Regions from separate parts of the Homo sapiens genome. Here region 2 is linked to region 1. A link is a loop called in an ENCODE intact Hi-C map of the cell type or tissue named here. Cell type or tissue: ovary. All regions are shown on one strand. Links, peaks and the distances in the headings refer to the core of each region. The heading gives the core; the rest is flanking DNA.

The links. Hi-C counts contacts between places; a loop is a spot of excess contacts. Peaks named below come from ENCODE experiments on the same cell type or tissue, not always from the same donor. Only the 100,000 strongest peaks of a DNase experiment are listed, where the experiment ranks them.
Region 2: a loop joins it to region 1, with 3 times the contacts of the local background. A loop is called at or near these places in 20 of 110 quality-filtered maps.

The regions. Positions count from the first base shown.
Region 1 is chr18:36,741,012-36,751,228 of GRCh38, forward strand. It overlaps FHOD3 (formin homology 2 domain containing 3), which reads left to right. Exons shown (of 29, transcript NM_001281740.3): 22 at 1,726-1,845; 23 at 3,021-3,182; 24 at 5,934-6,124. Among named protein-coding and RNA genes, the nearest start is that of TPGS2, 83 kb to the right of the region's middle. In ovary, for the core only: no CTCF peak of the experiment used is centred there; a DNase peak (open chromatin) is centred at 4,731.
Region 2 is chr18:36,091,646-36,101,862 of GRCh38, forward strand. No RefSeq gene overlaps it. Among named protein-coding and RNA genes, the nearest start is that of RPRD1A, 29 kb to the left of the region's middle. RefSeq lists a silencer at 7,172-7,332. In ovary, for the core only: a CTCF peak has its summit at 4,473 (motif pointing right); no DNase peak of the experiment used is centred there.

The DNA of each region.
Region 1 (10,217 bases), core at 1,007-9,006:
GGCTGATTCTAAAGTGTCTGCCTGGTGCCAGCCTCAGACACTAGATTGTGGGCACCAGGTCACTGATTACAAAACAAAACAATTACATTTTTTTTTCAGATCCTATATTCTCATTGTAGAAAATATGGAAAATACAGAAAAGCACAATATAGAAAATTTCCTATAATCCTTCCACGTGATGATAATCACCTAAACTGCCAGTGATTGTGGCAATTAGCAGGTCTTTTTATGTTGCCTATTGCAAGAGTTTGGGAGGGGAACAGAAGGAAATGGGCCTTAATGGAGAAAGCTTGAGGAGGCTCCTCCTGAGTAGAAAGCAGAGGACATGGGCATCCTCTCTGGAATAGGGCAGTGGGAGTTTTTCGCAGGCTGAACAGAAGGAGCCAGTGTAGAAGAAAAGGAGGAGATGGAAAGTGAACTGTGTGGGATCTTAGTTGAGAGGAAGTCTGCAGAAGAGAGATTCTATAGCCCAGGTGAGCCAGGTGCAGTGGCTCACACCTGTAATCCCAGCACTTTGGGAGGCTGAGGCAGGAGGATGGCTTGAAGCCTGGAGTTCAAGACCAACCTGGGCATCATAGTGAGACCCTGTCTCTACAGAAATTTTAAAAACTTAGCCAGGTGTTGTGGCATGTACTTGTAGTCCCAGCTACTCAGGAGGCTGTGGCAGGAGGATCACTTGGGGCCAGGAGTTCAAGGCTGCAGTAGGCTATAATCACCTTACTGTACTCTAGCCTGGGCAACAGAGTGAGACCTCCATCTCTAAAAAAAATAAAGCCAAGTGGGGAGGCTGTGTGGTCTCCATCTTCTGGCAAAGGAAGGAGCAAGGTCCTGTACTGAGGGCCAGATGGTGGTGGGTTTGGGGGACTTTAGAAGGGAACTACAGTATTTGAATTCATCAGGAAGTCAAGCAGAGAGGAAGACACCTAGGGATTGCTGAGGTGACTGCTATGACTGGGTCACAAGACCAGACAGCATGCTCAGGTGACTTTTTTTAGCCAAGGGAGGTAACATCAGGGAGAAAACAGATCACTGGGTCAGCCTGGCAAGACCTGGGCTGGAGAAACTGAAGCTGGATTTCCTGGCTTTGGGATATAGGCTGGGGGAGAGCCTCAGTCAAGACAAAGGAGTGGGGGCCACAGAATAACAGCAGTGAGGGTGGGGGAGATGGAGGCCATGAGGCTACAGAGCAGGCTGGAGGTCTGAGGGAGGGTGATCATGAAAGCAGTGGGGTAGAGGGCAGTAGCCTTCTAGTGAGCAGCCCAGGCTGCCAGGTGGCTAGCCGTGGAGTGCCTTGAGGGGAGGAGGAGGCCTGGGGCAGTTCAGGGACATCGAGCGCACAACTTTCATTGCCAATCTGCCTGGAAGGACAAAAAGCAAAGAAGAAGACTGTGGTCTAGAAGCCGAAGGAAGATGAGAAGGAAGAGTGTCCGAGGAGTCAGCCACAGCCAGAAAGGAGAGTAAGAGGAGGGCATTCCCTAAGGCAGAAATGGGGAGTCCAGAGCCCTTGTCACCCCAGCACAAGGTCCTTTTGGTCTCCACTGCAGGGTCTGGGGAGTAGAGGCTCTCCCTGCCACACGTTTCCATACCTAGGAGCAATGCCCATCGCGGGGGATTGCCTTGTGCTGGGGAGAACACCGTGTGTTATTCCCTTATACAAAAAGTCAGAAGAACAAAGTAAACCCAAATTGTACACTCTTTATTGTCTAATTTTTTTTTAACTGAAAGGAAGTAGCAGAACCACTCCTGGACCTGAAGGAAGGAATAGACCAGTTGGAGAACAATAAAACCTTGGGCTTTATCCTGTCTACTCTCTTAGCCATTGGGAACTTTCTAAATGGAACTAATGTAAGTCATCCCCATCCCTCATCCTGTAGCCCCCCCTTGTCACAAAATCCCTGCCCAGCAATTGCTGATGAAGGTTGTACCTCAGGTTCCCCAAAGCACAGTGGAACAAATGACTTTTGTGTCTTCTTGCTGAAAATCTAGAAGGAATTTGTTCTTAAGATATCAGGGCCTAGGCCGGGCGCGGTGGCTCACACCTGTAATCCCAGGACTTTGTGAGGCTGACGCGGGTGGATCACGAGGTCAGGAGATCGAGCCATCCTGGCTAACACGGTGAAACCCTGTCTCTACTAAAAATACAAAAAATTAGCCAGGCATGGCAGCACGCACCTGTAGTTCCAGCTACTCGGAATGCTGAGGCAGGAGAATCGCTTGAACCCGGGAAGCAGAGGTTGCAGTGAGCTGAGATCTCACCACTGCACTCCAGCCTGGGTGACAGAGCAAGACTCTGTCTCAAAAAAAAAAAAAAAAAAAAAAAAAAAAGATATCAGGGCCGATTTATTTCAATCTGTGTCTTGCTATAAATAAGAAAACAGAAAAACACACACATGATTCTTTATGAAGTGTAACTACTCTCAAACTTGACATTGGAAAACTTCCTTCTGCCCCATTTTTTTTCTGAGCTTATCACTCAAATACTCATGCTTATAAGCATTTTGATGCTTAAAGAAAAACAACTGTTTAAAAATCTTTTTTTTAAGTTCTGGGGTACATTTGCAAGATATACAGGTTTGTTACATTGGTAAACATGTGCCCTGGTAGTTTGCTGCCCCTATCAACCCATCACCTAGGTATTAAGCCCAGCATGCATTAGCTATTAAGAAACGCAACTTTTTAAAATTGGCTCAGCTTTGTCCAGGAAGTAGACAACAACAGGCAAAGGGAGGAAGAAGTAGATAGGCAGATGTCAGAGCCCAGCCCCACAGCACCCTGATTTAGGGGTGAGCCCTGGGACATGGCTCATGGCTGTGGTGGGAAAGGGCTAGAGGCTCCCTCATTCTCAGGGTGGCTGGCCCATGTGTGATCAGCCATGGATCATGGAGCATGTGGCCCCAGGAGCTTCAGCCACAGAGAAACTGAATGTTGGGTGACTGCAGCCAAGAATTGATCCTAACCATCCTGTGCTATTCTCTAAGAGCCTGCTTGAAACATGTCTTTTATTGATGTTTGCAAAACAGGCCAAAGCGTTTGAGTTAAGCTACCTCGAGAAGGTTCCAGAAGTCAAAGACACAGTGCACAAGCAGTCGCTTCTCCACCATGTGTGCACCATGGTGGTAGAAAACTTCCCAGACAGCTCCGATCTGTACTCGGAGATCGGGGCCATCACCAGGTCAGCCAAGGTATGTCTGTGGACGCTGAGGAGTGGGCCTGGTCTCGCTGCAGCCACGGGATCTTTATCGGTCATCCTCGAGGAACACGAGCCCTATTAAGTAAAATGCCCAAGTGCTGCCTGCATTCTCTGCTCTGGAGTTTATGAATATGATTTGTTTTGTGGCATTTCTAATGAACTTTTAAGATCTTTTTCCTATCTCTGGTTCTCAGTCAGATTCTTTCCTACTAAGGTATGCAAGGCAAGCCTGCCATCCCATTCCTAAACCCTGCGTCCACTGTTAGGCAGTGTTACTCACCAGGGTGGATTCTCCAGAACGCTGAAACAGCACAGCTTGTCTTAGGTGGCAACCATGTCAAAAAGATGCAATTTGGCTCTTCCTGAGATGTCCATAGGACCTTGCAGTGAGGTGTGGAGCCAGAAAACAGGGCCCTCCCGGCTCCTGCTCCCCACAGATAGGCAGTCCCTATGATCTTGCCCAGAGGGAACATTTTTATAGAGCTGTAAACAGTATATGGCCTTGGCCCTCAGCTGCAAGCTCTTAAAGCGAGTGCAGAGTTAATATCTTCATGAACTTATGCTTCATTAGAAAAGAGACAGTCACAGTATGTGGACACCTGGCTGCCTCTAGTGCAGGGGGTCACTGAGGCTGACCAACTCCTAGAGGGATCCCAAACACACCAGAACTGGGAGATGTGAAGGTCTTAGGAGCACAGGAAACTCGCTAGGGGAGAGGGCAGGGGTGGAAAATACCCTTAAATAGGGCACAGCAACCAGGCTAGTGTGAAGGAACCTTCTAGAAACACTCCTGGCTGGAGCATGAGAGCTGGAAGTACTGGGGTGTGTTGGAATCCAGCATGAGAGGAAGAGAGAGAGTGGTGGGCAAAGGTGGGGAAGGATGTGGGTTGGCTGCTGAGGCCTGCTTCAAGGGGCCCTCCCTCTCTGTCTGCCTTCTGCCACAGCCCTGGCTTGTGGGGACCTGGTGGCCGAGAGCCTCCTCCACCTACCTCCAGAGCCACAGGCTGGCCTCTGCCAGGTGCACCGAGCAGGGGACCCTGAACTGGCCTATCAGAATTTTTTTCTAAGCCTCATTGTATCATGAGAAAGCGAAGCCTTTCCTATCTGGACTCAGGATTCCTTTGGTTTCAGACAAATCATTTTCCCCAAAGTGCCATGAAACCCTGCATACCTGAATCCCAGGGCTTTGCCTAAACTCGCCTTCTCTTTCTGATGCAATAGCATCAGGAAGCCCAGTACATACGGTGTCTTGCATGCCTCCCTGCCTCACACCAGACACGACACTGCGTGTCTTTATCCTGTTGGTGCCACAGATCCTCACAGAATCCACCTTTGCGAACTCTTTCCCCTTCATTGTCCTTCTAAGGGTGGGCCTGGAGGTCTGAAGTCACTCCAGCAAGTCCCCTGTGGGCTTCAGAAGGCCCTGCTCGTTGCCTCTGTCAGTGGCCCCTAAGTAGCAACGGCTTACCTCCGCGCCCCTGCTCACCTCCACGCATCTCCCGCTCAGCCCCTCCCGACCCCGTACCCTCTGTGCACCTCCCGCTCACCCCCCGCCACACCCTCCATGCACCTGCCACTCATCCCCCCACCTGCACCCTCCGCTCACTTCCTGCTGACCCCCGTGTACCTCCCGCTCATCCCCGCCACACCCTCCACGCACCTCGTGCTCAACCCCGCGCACCTCCTGCTGCTCTGACTTTTGCTTGCTGGACACAGCCTTTCCCATCTTAGCTACTTTCCATCCACCTCAGTCCCCTCCTTTCAGCACACCCACTTACCTATTTCTTCCTCCGCTCCTGTCCTTCACAATTTCTTTCCCCATCCCTTTGTTAAATGTGGCCCTCTGATGTATTTTTTTCATGACTAAAAATCTCTCTGATTTATGTAATTTTTAGTCTGGAAATTCTATAAAATCATCACCTTAGAAAACCTCATCTCAGTCTCCTTCAGGCAATCCAGCCTGTCTGCACGTCCCTGAATACACAGCCAGCACTCTGTTACATCTGTCCCTTGCATGTGTGATGTGCATCTGCTGGCAACCCTCACCCACACACAGGCACACACACGAGCCTGGTGGGGTCTGTGTGTCCTTCAGAGTTTGGGAATCACCTGTGGGTACAGTTAGCCTCCTTGAGAACAGGAAGTTGTCTTATTCAGCATTTGTGTTTATGTTCAATGCCTGGCTTAGAGACTGGTGTATGCTAGTTTCTCCATGAGTGTTGGTGGAATGAGTGAGTGGGCAGGTGAATAAAACAACTTGTCACTCACATTATAAAGGAGATCATCACGAAGAGAAGCTGGCTGCCCATTAGTTGGTCCCCAGCATAGCAGAGCCATCTTCATAGGACTAGGGTGCATTTCTCAACTTTAAGAGAAATATTATCGCTGAAGAATAAGAGTGCTCTGAAAAAAATTTATGAGACATCTTCTTAGTTCATCTTGTACTAGGGTTCCTTGATATCATGTTTTAATTTACAGTTCCCAAAGATTTATTTCTAAATATGGCCAAAAAAGGTAACACATGTATTAAGTTCATTTGGAGAACAGTTTTATCACTAAATAATGTGATGTCAAGATAATGACAGATACACATGTGAATAATTTTTAGGCTGTAAATATGTTTGCATTTCAAAATGTGAATTTCGTTTTGATGTTTGTTTCTCCCCAGAGGCAGTTTTGTCTCTCAGTTCAGGCTGGTGTCCGGCGGTTTCAGTGTTTGCAGTGTTCTCGCTCTGATTTTCAGGTTGACTTTGATCAACTTCAGGATAATTTATGTCAGATGGAGAGAAGATGCAAAGCTTCATGGGATCACCTCAAGGCAATTGCAAAACATGAAATGAAACCAGTTTTAAAACAACGGATGTCAGAGTTCCTGAAAGACTGTGCAGAGCGAATTATAATTTTAAAGATTGTCCATAGAAGGATAATCAACAGGTAAGTGGATTGAGGAACTTATAGAAATATCAGTACAATGGCATATTGAAAAATTTGTACTGGAAATTAAGAGCCGATGGTTAAATTTACAGATTTTTTGTACATTCTTGGTACATAGCAAGTACACTGATGATACAGATGTTTAACAGTTTCATGGATAATTAATTTTTCTTACACAATAATATAATGCCATCAAACCTCAAAGTTGGAAGGAATCTCAGAAATAATTTGATCCAAAAATCCTACCTATCAGGAACTGCGTCTGTAAGATTTCTAACAAATTGAACCCTGCATCTCTGGGTCTGCTGGAAGAATTTCACCTATAGAGAGGACACTCCCTTTCAAGGCAGCTCTCTTTGTTAGAAAAGTTCCTCCTTTACCTGATCTGCAGCTGGCCTTCGGAGGACCTTCCAGTAACAGATCCTCCAACAGCTGCTTAGCTATGCCACAGCCTACCTGAGGGAGGTCCAAGCTCCATCACAGCACTGTCCTCTGGACCAGCCCTCCTCAGAGTCACAGGATCCAAGAGGACCCTGGAGACACAGCAGTGATGTGTCAGACCTTGTTGTGCCCACAAGGAGAATGGGGTCTGGAACAGCCCATGGCTGTCCAGGGCCGTGCCACCAGAAAGCAGTGGTAGCCCGAAGACTAGAACCTGGATCTTCTATCTTCCCAGGCCAGGGCCTTTCCTACCATGTGCTACCACTCTCTTCTCCTTTGCTTTGTCACAGAACACGGTTGAGGGACCCTCACCCATTCTTCCTTCCTCCCTCCCTCCCTGCCTTTCCTTTCTTTCCTCATCTCCTTCTTTCACCTTCCTTAAGCCTATACAGAACTTTTTAAAACCTGATACTTTTATCTGCACATGAACCCTCTCCCAGCTTGTGTCAGTTTCTGCTTTGATATTCATACTCCCTGGGTCTCCATTCAGACCACTGAGAAAATGGCAAGTAGTTTTTAAAGTTGGACGGGACAAAAATAAGAAGCAGAATCTTCCCTCCAGGTTGACAACTATCCGTCAGTCAGTTCTTTTGGAATTTAATTGTTCAACTATAAATCTCCCTGACTATCTATCTAGACCTTCTGGCTGTCCTTCCTTCCTCAAGGGAACTTTTAGGATATTTTGTCAGATTTCTTACTGAAATCAAAGAGGCAGGGAATGTGAGCTGGTTTGGCCCTCCATGCTTTGTATGATGCAAGCAATTCCCCATTTAAAATACACGCACGCGCACACACACACACACACAACACACACACACACACACACACACACACACACACACGGAGAGAGAACCAACTATTATTTGGAACGTCATGAAACTGGAGTAATTTTATGAATGTCTTATAAAGCTGTTGAGCTTGGTTATGTTAACCATTTTATCCCAGACAGATTAAAAACTCAGTTTGGTGGTGTGTCTATTTCTTAAGCTATAAAGTATTTGCTCTGATTATCCCATTCTCCTTGGTAAGCTGGTCACCCAGATGATGGCTGCTCCCGCCTCACCTGTCCACATCCTACTGGGGATGACCAGGAGGAGCCAGAAGTTCACTGTGGTTTTGGTGTGGGTAGTAAAAGGGGCGTGGCTAAAGGGAGGTGGTACCCGGAAGTGGCCAGTCCAAAGTATCTAAACCGTAGAACCCTGTGTTCAAATGAAGTCTTTAGCTGGAGCGCTGTATGTAGAACTGATTAAAGCAGGACTCTCTTGTTGAAATTGAGATGGAGGACTGAGAGCCCCAAGGACTGTGCCTCATTTTTCCTTCCCCCTCCCACCAACAGTCCTCAGGATCATAGCTGAGGATGGCTGTGATTTTTTTTTTTTTAAACTTAACACATTGGGAAACTGAGGCACAGAAAGGACCCTATTCAGGGCCTTACAGCTGGTAACCAGAGGGATCATCTTAGTCATGCAAATGAGCCTGCCTAAATACTTATATTTTGATGTCAGATCAAAAAGTTTCAAAAGGTGTCTCTTTGGGTAAAACCTACTTTTTGAAACTGTTTCCTGGCTAAGAAAATTTTGTTTTGGATGTTCAAACCTGCATTTGTTTTAACTTTTATTTTAGGTTCAGGGATACATGTGAAGGTTTGTTAACATAGGTAAACTCATGTCATGGGGGTTTGTTGTACAGATTATTTCATCACCCAGGTACTAAGCCCAGTATCCGATAGTTATCTTTTCTGCTCCTCTCCCTCCTTCCACCCTCCACCTTCATGTCCAGTGTCTGTTGTTTCCTTCTTTGTGTTCATAAGTTCTCATCATTTAGCTCCCATTTATAAATGAGAACATGTGATATTTGGTTTTCTGTTCCCGTGTTGGTTTGCTAAGGATAATGGCCTCCAGCTCCATCCATGTTCCCACAAAAGACATGATCGTGTTCTTTCTTATGGATGTATAGTGTTTCGTGGTGTATATGTACCACATTTTTTTATCCAATCTGTTATTGATGGGCATTGAGGTTGATTTCATGTCTTTGCTGTTGTGATTAGTGCTACAATGAACATTCGTGTGCATGTGTCTTTCTGGTAGAATGATTTATATTCCTCTTGGTATATATATACCCAGTAATGGGATTGCTGGGTCGAATGGAAGTTCTGCTTTTAGCTCTTTGAAGAATCACCATACTGCTTTCCACAATGGTTGAATTAATTTACACTCCCTCCAACCGAGTATAAGTGTTCCTTTTTTTCCACAACTTCACCAACATCTGTTATTTTTTGACTTTTTAATTATAACCATTTTCACTGATGTGAGATGGTATCTCATTGTGGTTTAGATTTGCATTTCTCTGATGATCAGTGATGTTGAGCCTTTTTTTTTTCCATATTCTTGTTGGTCACATGTATGTCTTCTTTTAAAAAGTGTCTGTTCGGGGCCGGGCATGGTGGCTCACGCCTGTAATCCCAGCATTTTGGGGGGCCAAGGTGGGTGGATCACGAGGTCAGGAGATCAAGATCATCCTGGCTAACACGGTGAAACCCTGTCTCTACTAAAAATACAAAAAATTAGCTGAGCATGGTGGTGGGCACCTGTAGTCCCAGCTACTCAGGAGGCTAAGACAGGAGAATGGCATGACCTGGGAGGTGGAGCTTGCAGTGAGCCGAGACAGTGCCACTACACTCCAGCCTGGGAGACAGAGGAAGACTCCATCTCAAAAAAAGAAGTGTCTGTTCATGTCCTTTGCCCACTTTTAGTGGGGTTGTTCATTTTTCTCTTGTAAATTAAAGTTCCTTAAAGATGCTCGACATTAGACCTTTGTCAGATGCATAGTGTGCAAAAATTTTCGCCCACTCTATAGGTTATCTGTTTACTCTGTTGATAGTTTCTTTTGCTGTGCAGAACTTCTTAAATTTAATTAGATCCCATTTGTCAATTTTTGCTTTCATTGTGATTGCTTTTGGTAAATTTCGCTGTGATTGCTTTGTCAGCCTGTTCCTATGTCCAGGATGGTATTGCCTAGGTTGTCTCCCAGGGTTTTTATAGTTTTGGGTTTTACATTTAAGTCTTTAATCCATCTAGAGATGACTTTTGTATATGGTGTAAGGAAAGTGTCCAATCTTCAACATTTGACTAGCCAGTTATCCCAGCACCATTTATTGAATAGAGAGTCTTTTCCCCATTGCTTGTTTTGTCAGCTTTGTCAAAGATCAGATGGTCATAGGTGTGTGACCTTATTTCTGGGCTTTCTATTCTGTTCCATTGGTCTATGTGCCTGTTTCTGTACTAGTACTATGCTGTCGCAATTACTGTAGCCCTATATTGTAAAGTTGGGTAGTGTGATGCCTCCAGCTTTGTTCTTTTTGCTTAGGATTGCCTTGGTAATCCAGGCTCTTTTTTTGTTCCATATGAATTTTAAAACAATTTTTTTCTAGTTCTGTGAAGAATGTCTTTGGTAGTTTGATAGGAATAGCATTGAATCTGTAAACTGCTTTGGGCAGTATGGCCATTTTAATGACACTAATCCTTCCAATTCATGAGCATGGGATATTTTCCATTTGTTTGTGTCATCTCTGATTTCTTTGAGCAGTGTTTTGTAATTCTCATTGTAGATATCTTTCACCTCCCTGGTTAGCTGTATTCCTAGGTATTTTATT
Region 2 (10,217 bases), core at 1,087-9,086, 650 kb before region 1:
GATCATTCTTTGATGTGGGAAGTGGTCCTGTGCATTAGAGGATGCTTCGCAGCAACCTGGCCTCTGTTAACTATTTGTAAGTAGCAAACTCCTCACTCCTTGTGACAATAAAAAATGTCTCCACACATCACCAAATGTCTTATATGGGCAAAATTGGCCCCAGTGGCAACTACTTCTTCAAAACTGCCCTGAAGAACTGCACTGCAGATATTTGCTTCTACATCTGTCTTCACTTCTCTTCTGCGAAATCCTAAAGGCCTGGACAACTTCTTCCTTATCTTAGGATAGCCAGTGACTGATTCTTGCTCAGATCTTCATAGGAAGCACCCTGAAAGGCCAAGGAAGCATTGGCAGATCTTCCTAGAACTTCAGGAAATCTGAGGCCATCACATCTAGCTCTAGCACTCCGTGTGGTGCCTTAATCACTTCTACAATGTCCCCTCCAGATTCTGTAAAGAATTCAAGCAATTGACACTTATCTCCCTGCAGGGGTGGGGGGCTCATTTTTAAAAAGTTTTTATGGTAAGCTGAAGCTTGCTGACTGTCTGACTTTACCCAGTGTCTCAATCCTTTTTTTTTTTTTTTTTTTTTTGAGACATTCTTGCTCTGTCACCCAGGCTGGAGTGCCGTGGCACGATCTTGACTCACCGCAACCTTTGCCTCCTGGGTTCAAGTGATTTTCGTGCCTCAGCCTTCTGAGTAGCTGGAATTACAGGCATGTGCCACCACACCCGGCTAATTGTTGTATTTTTAGTAGAGATGGGGTTTCACCATGTTGGCCAGGCTGGTCTAAAACTCTTGGCTTCAAGTGATCCACCTGCTTTGGTCTCCTAAAGTGCTGGGATTACAGGCATGAGCCACCCATGCCTGGACCCATTGTTCCAATTCTATTCTCTGAATTCTTATAAAATTAGCCTAACTTTACTTCCACATGATAGCCTTTTAGGTTTATGAAGACTACCATTATAATCATTCACTCAATCATTTAACAAATACATACTTGAAAAGGAGAAAAGCAACCACTGACATGTGCAGTTGGCCTGGCTCTATCACCTGGCCCTCTGTGGTGTTAGGAGCTCATCTGGCATCACAGACAGGTCATGGTATTCTTCTGATGAACATAAACAATCTCACAGAGCACCTACATCAGACAAGGGCACTCTATGACCTCGGTAAAGTGAGACAAAAACCAAACCAAACAAAAACAAGACCACTTCATAAATTTTATCCAAGAACAGGAAAAAATAAAGTCACTGTGTAAACCACAAAAATAGCCTCCTCTTCCTGCTAATATAACTGCTGCTTCTTTACCAATTATATCCTTAGCCTTGCTCTCTTCTTCCCCCTTCTAAAAAAAAATTTATTAAAATACCCAATCAGATAATTATTCCTGCTTCCTGGCATCATTCAATTCAGAGCAAAACCTCACTTCCTTGAAACCTCTGCCAAATCACCTAACTTAAGCCCAAATCCTCCTTGCTAACATACCAAGCCATTCCATGGTTCCCCCTCTTGTACATTCTCTTTCATGACAACAAGCCAAAAACTCAACTTGTTCAATTACAGGTATGTTCCTGGTGGTCTTTGGCTGGAAGGCATTGACATACTGAACACCTAATATAAGCCAGGCACTAGGGATAGGGCAATGAATAAAACAAACAAAAATCTGTGTCTCCGTCAGAGCTTCTGTGGAAGTGAAGAGTGAACCAGGTGAAAGCATAATATGGTGTGTTAGTTGTGCTATGTGCCATGTGGAAAAGTAATGTCGAGGAAGGAATATGGCTGTTGGGATTTTGGTTCACTAGGAACAGGCTTACTAAGGTGCCACTCTGAGATCTGAGGGAGGGGACATGTGACCCGTGCAGCTATTTCGGGGTGTTCAAAGAGCGAATGGCCAATACAAAGGCCCTAGGACAGGAAGGTGCCTGGGGTGGCTCAGGAGCAGCACGGAGAACTCCTGTGGCTGGAGTGGGTGATCAAAGAGGAGAGGAGTAGGAGACAGTAAGATGGGGCGTGAGGAGAGAACAATGATCAAATAGGGTCTTATAAACCACTGCCAGGATTTTGGCTTTTACTTTGCATAAGTGAGATGGGAAGTTGTTGCAAAGCGTTGAACAGAAAAATCACGTGGTTTCTTCTTCTTTCTTTCTTTTTTTCCTTTTCTTTCTTTCTGTTTTTTTTTTTTTTTTTTTTTGACAGAGTCTTGCTCTGTCACCTAGGCTGGAGCACAGTGGCATGATCTTGGCTCACTGCAGCCTCCGCCTCCCGGGTTCGAGTGACTCTCATGCCTCAGCCTCCTCAGTAGCTGGGATTACAAACACATGCCACTATGTCCACCTAATTTTTGTATTTTTAGTAGAGACAGGATTTTGTCACATTGGCCAGGCTGGTTTCAAACTCCTGACCTCAAGCGATCCTCCCACCTCAGCCTCCTAAAGTGCCGGGATTACAGGCGTGAGCCACTGTGCCCGGCCCAACATTTTTTTTTTTTTGTAAAATATCTTTCTAGCACACTACATTGTTTATCTATTTAACTTACTTCTTGTCCGCCTATTCTTTTTTTTATTTTTTTTGTAAAGACAGGGTCTCGCTATGTTGACCAGGCTGGTCTTGAACTCCTGGCCTCAAGCAATCCTCCTACCTCTGCCTCCCCAAAGTGCTGGGATTACAGGAGTGAGCTACTGACCCCAGCCTCTCTGCCTATTCTTACTAGAATAAACGTTCAATGAGAGCAAGGATTTGGGTCTATTTTTCTAATTAACAAACACTGCACAGAACAGTGTCTGGTTATAGTAGGGGCTCAATAAGTACTTGTTGAATGAATAGTTTTTGGATCCATTGTGACTTTTGTCTCACATCCATGAGCATGCTCCTTTGGCAGTGTTTCTCTAAAATGATCAGGGGATGTTCCAGCCAAATTCTGGAATAGTAGGATGTTTCTCCTTTGTTCAAACCCTGGCATTTTATGGTGCAGCCCAGCAAGCCTAGCCTGTTTGGCAGGCATATCAGCCACTTCATGCCTCCCTATCCAGAACCTTGTACTTTTCCTGCGAAGAAGAAAATCTACAGTCAGCCAACCCCTCGTAGCTCAGGATATGTGCTGTATCTCTAACAGTGGAATCACACATCTCATAGGAAATGGAGAAAAAGGACATCAGACATCCGACTGCAAAATCTCTTTTAAGAAAGGATGTCCCCAATAAAAGAACAAAGAAAGGAAGGAAGGAAAGAAGGAAGGAAGGCAGGAAGGCCCAGCTTGGGCAACATAGCAAGGTCTCATCTCTACTAATATATACATAAATAAATAAAACCGGCATGGTGGCGTGCACCTGTAGTCCCAGCTACTCAGAAGGCTGATGTGGGAGGATTAATTGAGTCTAGGAGTTTGAGGTTGTAGTGAGCTATGATTGTGCCACCTGCACGCTAGCCTGGACAACAGAGTGAGACCTTGTTTAAAAAAAAGGAAAAGTAAAGATGCCAAACTTGAACTCCCAAATTTTCAACTTTGGAGACCGTAGACAGGAGTTTAAGTTTCTTCTGTGGCATCAACTAGCTCTAGGACTTTAACCAAACCAATTAACCTCTCCAAACTTCGTTTTAGTCATCTGCAATATGAAACTAATAAGGCCTATATAGTAAGGCTGTTATGAGGATTGGGTAGAATTATGTAGAGGACTATAGTAGACCTTAGTAAATGCTATTTTTTCTTACTTCATAATCTCTTCCCATTTGCCAAATGTTTTCGGCTAAGATGAAGTGGGAGTAAAAATTAGCTGGGCGTGGTGGTGAGTGCCTGTAATCCCGGCTACTCAGGAGGCTGAGGCAGGAAAGTCACTTGAACCCGGGAGGCGGAGGTTGCAGTGAGCCGAGATCATGCCATTGCGCTCCAGCCTGGGCAACAAGAGCGAAACAGCGAAACTCCGTCTCAAAAATAAATAAATAAATAAATAAATAAATAAATAAATAAATAAATAAAGGACAACTGTGATATCTATTCTTTTGTATCTGGCTTTTCCCACTTAGCATATGTTTTCAAGGTTCATCCATGTTGTAGATAATTTTTTGTCTACAACGTTTTTGGAGATAAATTTGTTTTGTCTACAATTTTTTGTAGACAATTTTTAAATTGCATTTTCTTGTATGAGTGAGATTGAAATCCTGTAATATGTAAGCTTTTATATGATAAAAAGCCATTTGCGTCTTTCTCCATGACCACTTAATTCATGTTTGTAGTCCATTCCTCCTATCCAAGAATAGGAAATAACTTTACATGTACTCAAATATTTTGGCCCATCAGCAGCATTTGAGTTTCTCTTCACATACTTCTTGCACAGTTATGTTAAATAAAACTAGTTCTTTAAATTTACACCAAAAAAATAGCTAGTAATTGAACACTAGTAGCATCATTTCTAAATTAGTCATCTTCTCAATTTGTAAAATTTGAAGTTGTGTTAAAATTCCACAAGGTGGCAGACTGGTTCTACTAAGTTGGGCTTACTGCATGGGTTTAAATAACATCCTAAATGTGTTATATGCATTCAATGGAATAGTATTTAGCTTTAAAAAAGTGATATTCTGACACATGCTTCAACATAAATGAAAAAACTTTGATAAGATTATATTAAGTGAAATAAGCCAGTTACAAAAGGACACATATTGTATGTTCCACTTAAATGTGTAGTCAAAATCAGAAAGACAAAGTAGAATGGTGTTTGGCTGGGAAAAGAAGAAATGGGGAGTTATTGTTTAATGGATCCACAGTTTCACTTTCAGAAGACATAAAAATTCTGAATATGGATGGTGGTGACGACTGCACAACAATGTTAGTGTACTTAATGCCACTAAATTGTACACTTAAGAATGATTAACAAGGTAAATTTTATGTTATTGTATATTTTACCACAATAAAAAAGATGGTAAAAAATAAGATTCAAGTAAAGAAATGTATAAAGAATACAAAAGTCTTCCACTGTACTGTGTATCCTTCCAAAATTTCTGTAAGTACACCCACACCCAGGTGTGGTGTGTACTCAATATTTTACACTGTATTGTTCAATCAAGAGAAATATCCACCTCATCCTTTTTTAGAAAAAAACTTAGGAAAAGTTACTTTTTTCCTATGCAGTAGAATTCTGTGAGATTCACTACATATAGATTTGTGTAACCACCACCAAAATCAGGATACAGAATGATTCCATTACCATCTCTCAACCCCTGCCCCCCAAAAATCAAACTCCTATGCTAGTATTTTACAGTCACAGCCTTCCCAAAATGAACCCTGGGCAACCACTGATCTTTTCTTCCTATCATATTATCTTCTCCAGAGTACCATATAAATGGAAACATGTAATATGTAACCTTTTGAGTCTGCCTTCTTTCACTTAGCAAAATCACCATGTATTCATGGAGGTTGTTGCCTGTGTCAGTAGTTTATTCTTCTCACTACTGGGTAGTATTGCACTACACAGATATACCACAGCATTATTTATCCATTCAACTGTTGAAAGACACTTGGGTGGTTTCCAGTTTCTGGTGATTGTGAATAAAGCTGCTATACAAGTTTTTGTGCAAATGTTAAGTTTTAATTAGTCTAGGGCAAATACACAGGAGAGGGATTGTTGGGTCATAATGTACCCATAATGTAGTTGTATATTTACCTTTGTAAGAAATTACCAAATTGTTTTCCATAGAGGCTGTACCATTTTGCATACCCACTACCAATGTATGAAAGTTTAGTTACTCCACATCCTTGCTGGATATTGATATTGTCAGAATTTTTAATTTTAGCCATTTTAGGAGGTGAATACTGACAGCTCATTATGGTGTTAATTTGCATTTCCTTAGTGATTTATGCTATTGAACTCTTTTCATGTGCCGCCATGTGTTCTCTTTGGTGACATATCTACATATCTATTCAAGTTTTTCCCACATTTTAAAGAACTAGGTTGTTTGTTTTCTCACCATTGTGTTATGAGAGTTGTTTTTATATTCTGAAAACAAGTTCTTGGTTGGATATGTGATTTACGAATATTTTTCTCCCAGTTCATAGTTTCTCTTTTCTATTCTGACAAAACAAAAATTTTCAATTTTTTTTTTTTTTTGGTGGAGGAGACAGGGTCTCACTCTGTTGCCCAAGCTGGAGCACAGTGGCACCAACATGGCTCACTGCAGCCTTGACCTCCTAGGCTCAAGGGATCCTCCTATCTCAGCCTCCTGAGTAGCTGGGCCCACAGGCACATGCCACCATGCTCAGCTAATTTTTTACTTTTTTATTTTTTGGCAGAGATGGAGTCTCACCATGCTGCTCAATTGCTCAGGCTGGTCTTGAACTCCGGGGCACAAGCAATCCTCCTACCTTGGCCTCCCGAAGTGCTGGGATTATAGGTGTGAGCTACTGCGCCTGCCCAAACATTTTCAATTTTTCTGAAACAAATTATCAACTTATTCTTTTATGGATTGTGCTTTTGGTTCAAGTTTGCCTAACCCCAGGTTAGGAAGATTTTTCTCCTATATTTTCTTCTAAAAGTGTTATGGTTCTATATTCATATCTATGATCCATTTTGGATAAAGTTTTGTTTGGATTTTCATTTTGTTCTTTTGCCCATAATGTTCAGTTGTTTCAACACTATTTTTTGAAAAGACTGCTATTACACCATTGAATTGTCTTTTCACCTGTGTCAAAAATAAGTTGATTATATTTGTGTAAGTCTATTTCTAGGCTCTCTATCCTACTTCATTGATTTGTATATTTTTCCCTTGGTCAGAACAACCAAGTCATGATTATGGTAGTTTTATAGTAAGTCTGAAAGTCAGATAGTATGATTCTATCAACTTTATGCTTCTTCAGAATAGTTTTGGTTATTCTCATTCCTTTGCCTTTCTATATAAATTCAAGAATCAGCTTGTCTATACTTAAAAAGATCCTGCAATGATTTTGATTGAAATGAAAACATTTATTATGTTTTTTTCCAATCTATGAACATAGCATATCTCTCATTCAGCGTTTTTTTTTTTTTTTTTTCTTGAGACGGAGTCTTATTCTCTCACCCAGGCTTGAGTGCAGTGGCGCGATCTCGACTCACTGCAAGCTCCACCTCCCGGGTTCATGCCATTCTTCTGCCTCAGCCTCCCAAGTAGCTGGGACCACAGGTGCCTGCCACCACGCCTGGCTAATTTTTTGTATTTTTAGTAGAGACAGGGTTTCACCGTGTTAGCCAGGATGGTCTCGATCTCCTGACCTCATGATCTGCCCGCCTCGGCCTCCCAAAGTGCTGGGATTACAGGTGTGAGCCACCGCGCCCGGCCGCTTGTTCTTCTTCTTCCTCTTCTTCTTCTTTTTTTTTTTTTTTAAACACAGCATTTTGTAGTTTTTAGTATAAACACCCTTTACATGTTTTGTTAGAATCATACCTAAGTGTTGCAATTTGGAGGGAGCAATTTTAAATGGAATTTTATTTCTTAATTTTAATTTCCAATTGCTCATTGTCAGTAAACAGAAATAAAATTGACTTTTGTGTGTTGATATTGTATCCTGTACAAAGCTCAATTCACTTATTAGTTCTAGAAGTGTAACCAAACTCAGGTCCAGCTGCTCACCACCTATCAAGCTAAAAACACAAGAAGCAATGCATGGTAAAAGAAAAGTAACCTTTATTTCAAATGCCATCAGTGAGGGAGATAGCTGAGCTCAAGTCACAAAGAGATCATCTCAAACTTTTGGGCTGACTGAGGGAGTTTCAAAAGAGAAACTTGCTGTGAGAATCATGTAGGAGTGTTGCAGGGTGCAGCTCTGCATGCCTTGTTCTGATGGCTATCTTGAATAATCATCTATTCAGAGGTCTTGTTGGTGTTATCTTGACTTCAGTCTGGTGGTGGTGAACTAATTGTTTATGGACTCCCCTAAAAAGATGGATTTCCCAAGGCCTCCATGCCTGGTTTGTTTCAAGATTAGTCCCTGGAACTTTTAAACAAGGAGATGGTTAGATAAGTGTGTATGGTGCAAGGGAGTGTCTGGTAGAAAGGGGAGAGAAACAAAGAGTTTCAAAGTACATTTCAAGCCCATATTCTGAGTTTAGACAAAAAAGTTCAGAAATGCATTTTATAGCTAAGATACTCAGTTATAGAAGGGCCTATATGCATTTCTCTTACTTTATTTTACCAATGAACGTCCTTTTAAAAATTTACTTTAATTTTTACTTTTAGAGAGAGTCTTGTTCTGTTGCCTAGGCTGGAGTGCAGTGGTATGATCATGGCTTACTGCAACCTCAAACTCCTGGGTCCAAGCGCTCCTCCCACCTCAGCCTCCCAAATAGCTGGGACTACAGGCATATGCCATCATACCTGGCTCATTTTAAAATTTTGCATAGAGACAGAGTATTACTATGTTGCCCAGGCTGGTCTTGAACTCTTGGCTTGAAGCAATCCTCCTACCTTGGCCTCCCAAAGAGTTGGGATTACAGGCATGAGCCACCATGCCCAGCTGACATCCTTGTTTTATATCTGAGTTTAGATGAAAAGCATGTGTTTTTCACCAATAAGTATGATGTTAGCTATATGTTTTTTCTTAATCATATATGGTTAACTCTTTTTTTAAGAGACAGGCTCTGTTGCCCAGGCTAGAGTGCAGTGGTGTGATCATAATTCACTACAGCCTTGAACTTCTGGGCTCAAGCAATCTTCCAACAAAAGCCTACCTAGTAGCAGGTGCACACCACAATGTCTGGCTTATTTTTAAATTTCTTTGTAGAGAGGGAATCTCACTATGTTGGCCAGGCTTGACTTGAACTCCTGGCCTCAAGTAATCCTCCCACTTTGGCCTCCCAAAGTGCTGGGACTGCAGATGTGAGCCACCACACTCAGGCTGTAACTGGTTAATTTTTTTTCTTTTTTTAAAATTAAGTTCCGGGGTACATGTGCAGGATGTGCAGGTTTGTTACATAGGTAAACATGCGTCATAGTGGTTTGCTGCACCTATCAACCCATTACCTAGGTATTAAGCCCAGTATGTATCAGCTCTTTTCTCTAATGATCTCCCACCCCTGCCCTCCCCAAGAAGTCCCCAGTAAATGTTGTTCCCCTCCCTGTGTCCGTGTATTTTCATTTTTCAGCTCTCACTTATAAGTGAGAACATGTGATGTTTGGTTTTCTGTTCCTGCATTAGTTTGCTGAGGATAACGGCTTCCAGATTCATCCACGTGCCTGCAAAAGATATGATCTCATTCCTTTTTATGGCTGCATAGTATTCTATGGTGTATATGTATCATATTTTCTTTATCCAGCCTATCATTGATGGGCATTTGGGTTGACTCCATGTCTTTGTTATTGTGAGTAGTGCTTCAATGAACATACGTGTGCATGTACCTTTAAAATAGAATGATTTCCATTCCTCTGGGTATATACCCAGTAATGGAATTGCTGGATCAAATGGTATTTCTGGTTCTAAATCTTTGAGGAATCACCACACTGTCTTCCACAATGGTTGAACTAATTTACATTCCCACCAACAGTGTAAAAGCGTTCCTATTTCTCTGGAACCTCGCCACAAGGGAATCTCCTGATCCATGGATTGGAAAAAATTGTGGGAAAAGCATAGTACCCCTGGTTGGTGGCACAGTCCCTCACCACTTCCCTTGGCTGGGGGAGGGAGGTTTCCCTGGTCTGTGCACTTTCTGGGTGAAGTGACACCCCACCCTGCTTCTGCTCTCTTTCCATGGGTTGCGCCCACCACCCAGCCAGTCCCAGTGAGATGAACTGGGTACCTCAGTTGGAAATGCAGAAATCACCCACCTTCTCTGTTGGTCCAGCTTGGAGCTGCAGATGGGAGCTGCTTCTATCTGGCCATCTTGGTCCCTCCCTACCGTTAATTTTTATCAAACATTTTTTTCTGTACTAATTGATAAAATCATGAGGTTTTTCTTGGTCTGTAGTTTTCTTGTGCTGTCCTTGTGTTGTGGCCTTTGTAGTTCAGCAGGTGGAAGGGAATGGTGCCCAGCAGTTTTTTTTCTCCCCCATTGCTTAGCGAGCAGGAAGGAGGGTTTCAGTGTTATAGGATTCCTTCGGTGCTACTTTGCCACCTGGAAATCTCTTTGGCTGCCATGAACTCTGTCCAGGACCTCACTTGAGCCTGCTGGGCTCACTCTACAGGCTCGACCCAGCAGGCTCTGCTTGGCTTGCACCCTGGCCTATATCCCACACAGGCTGTGGGATCCGCACTCAAC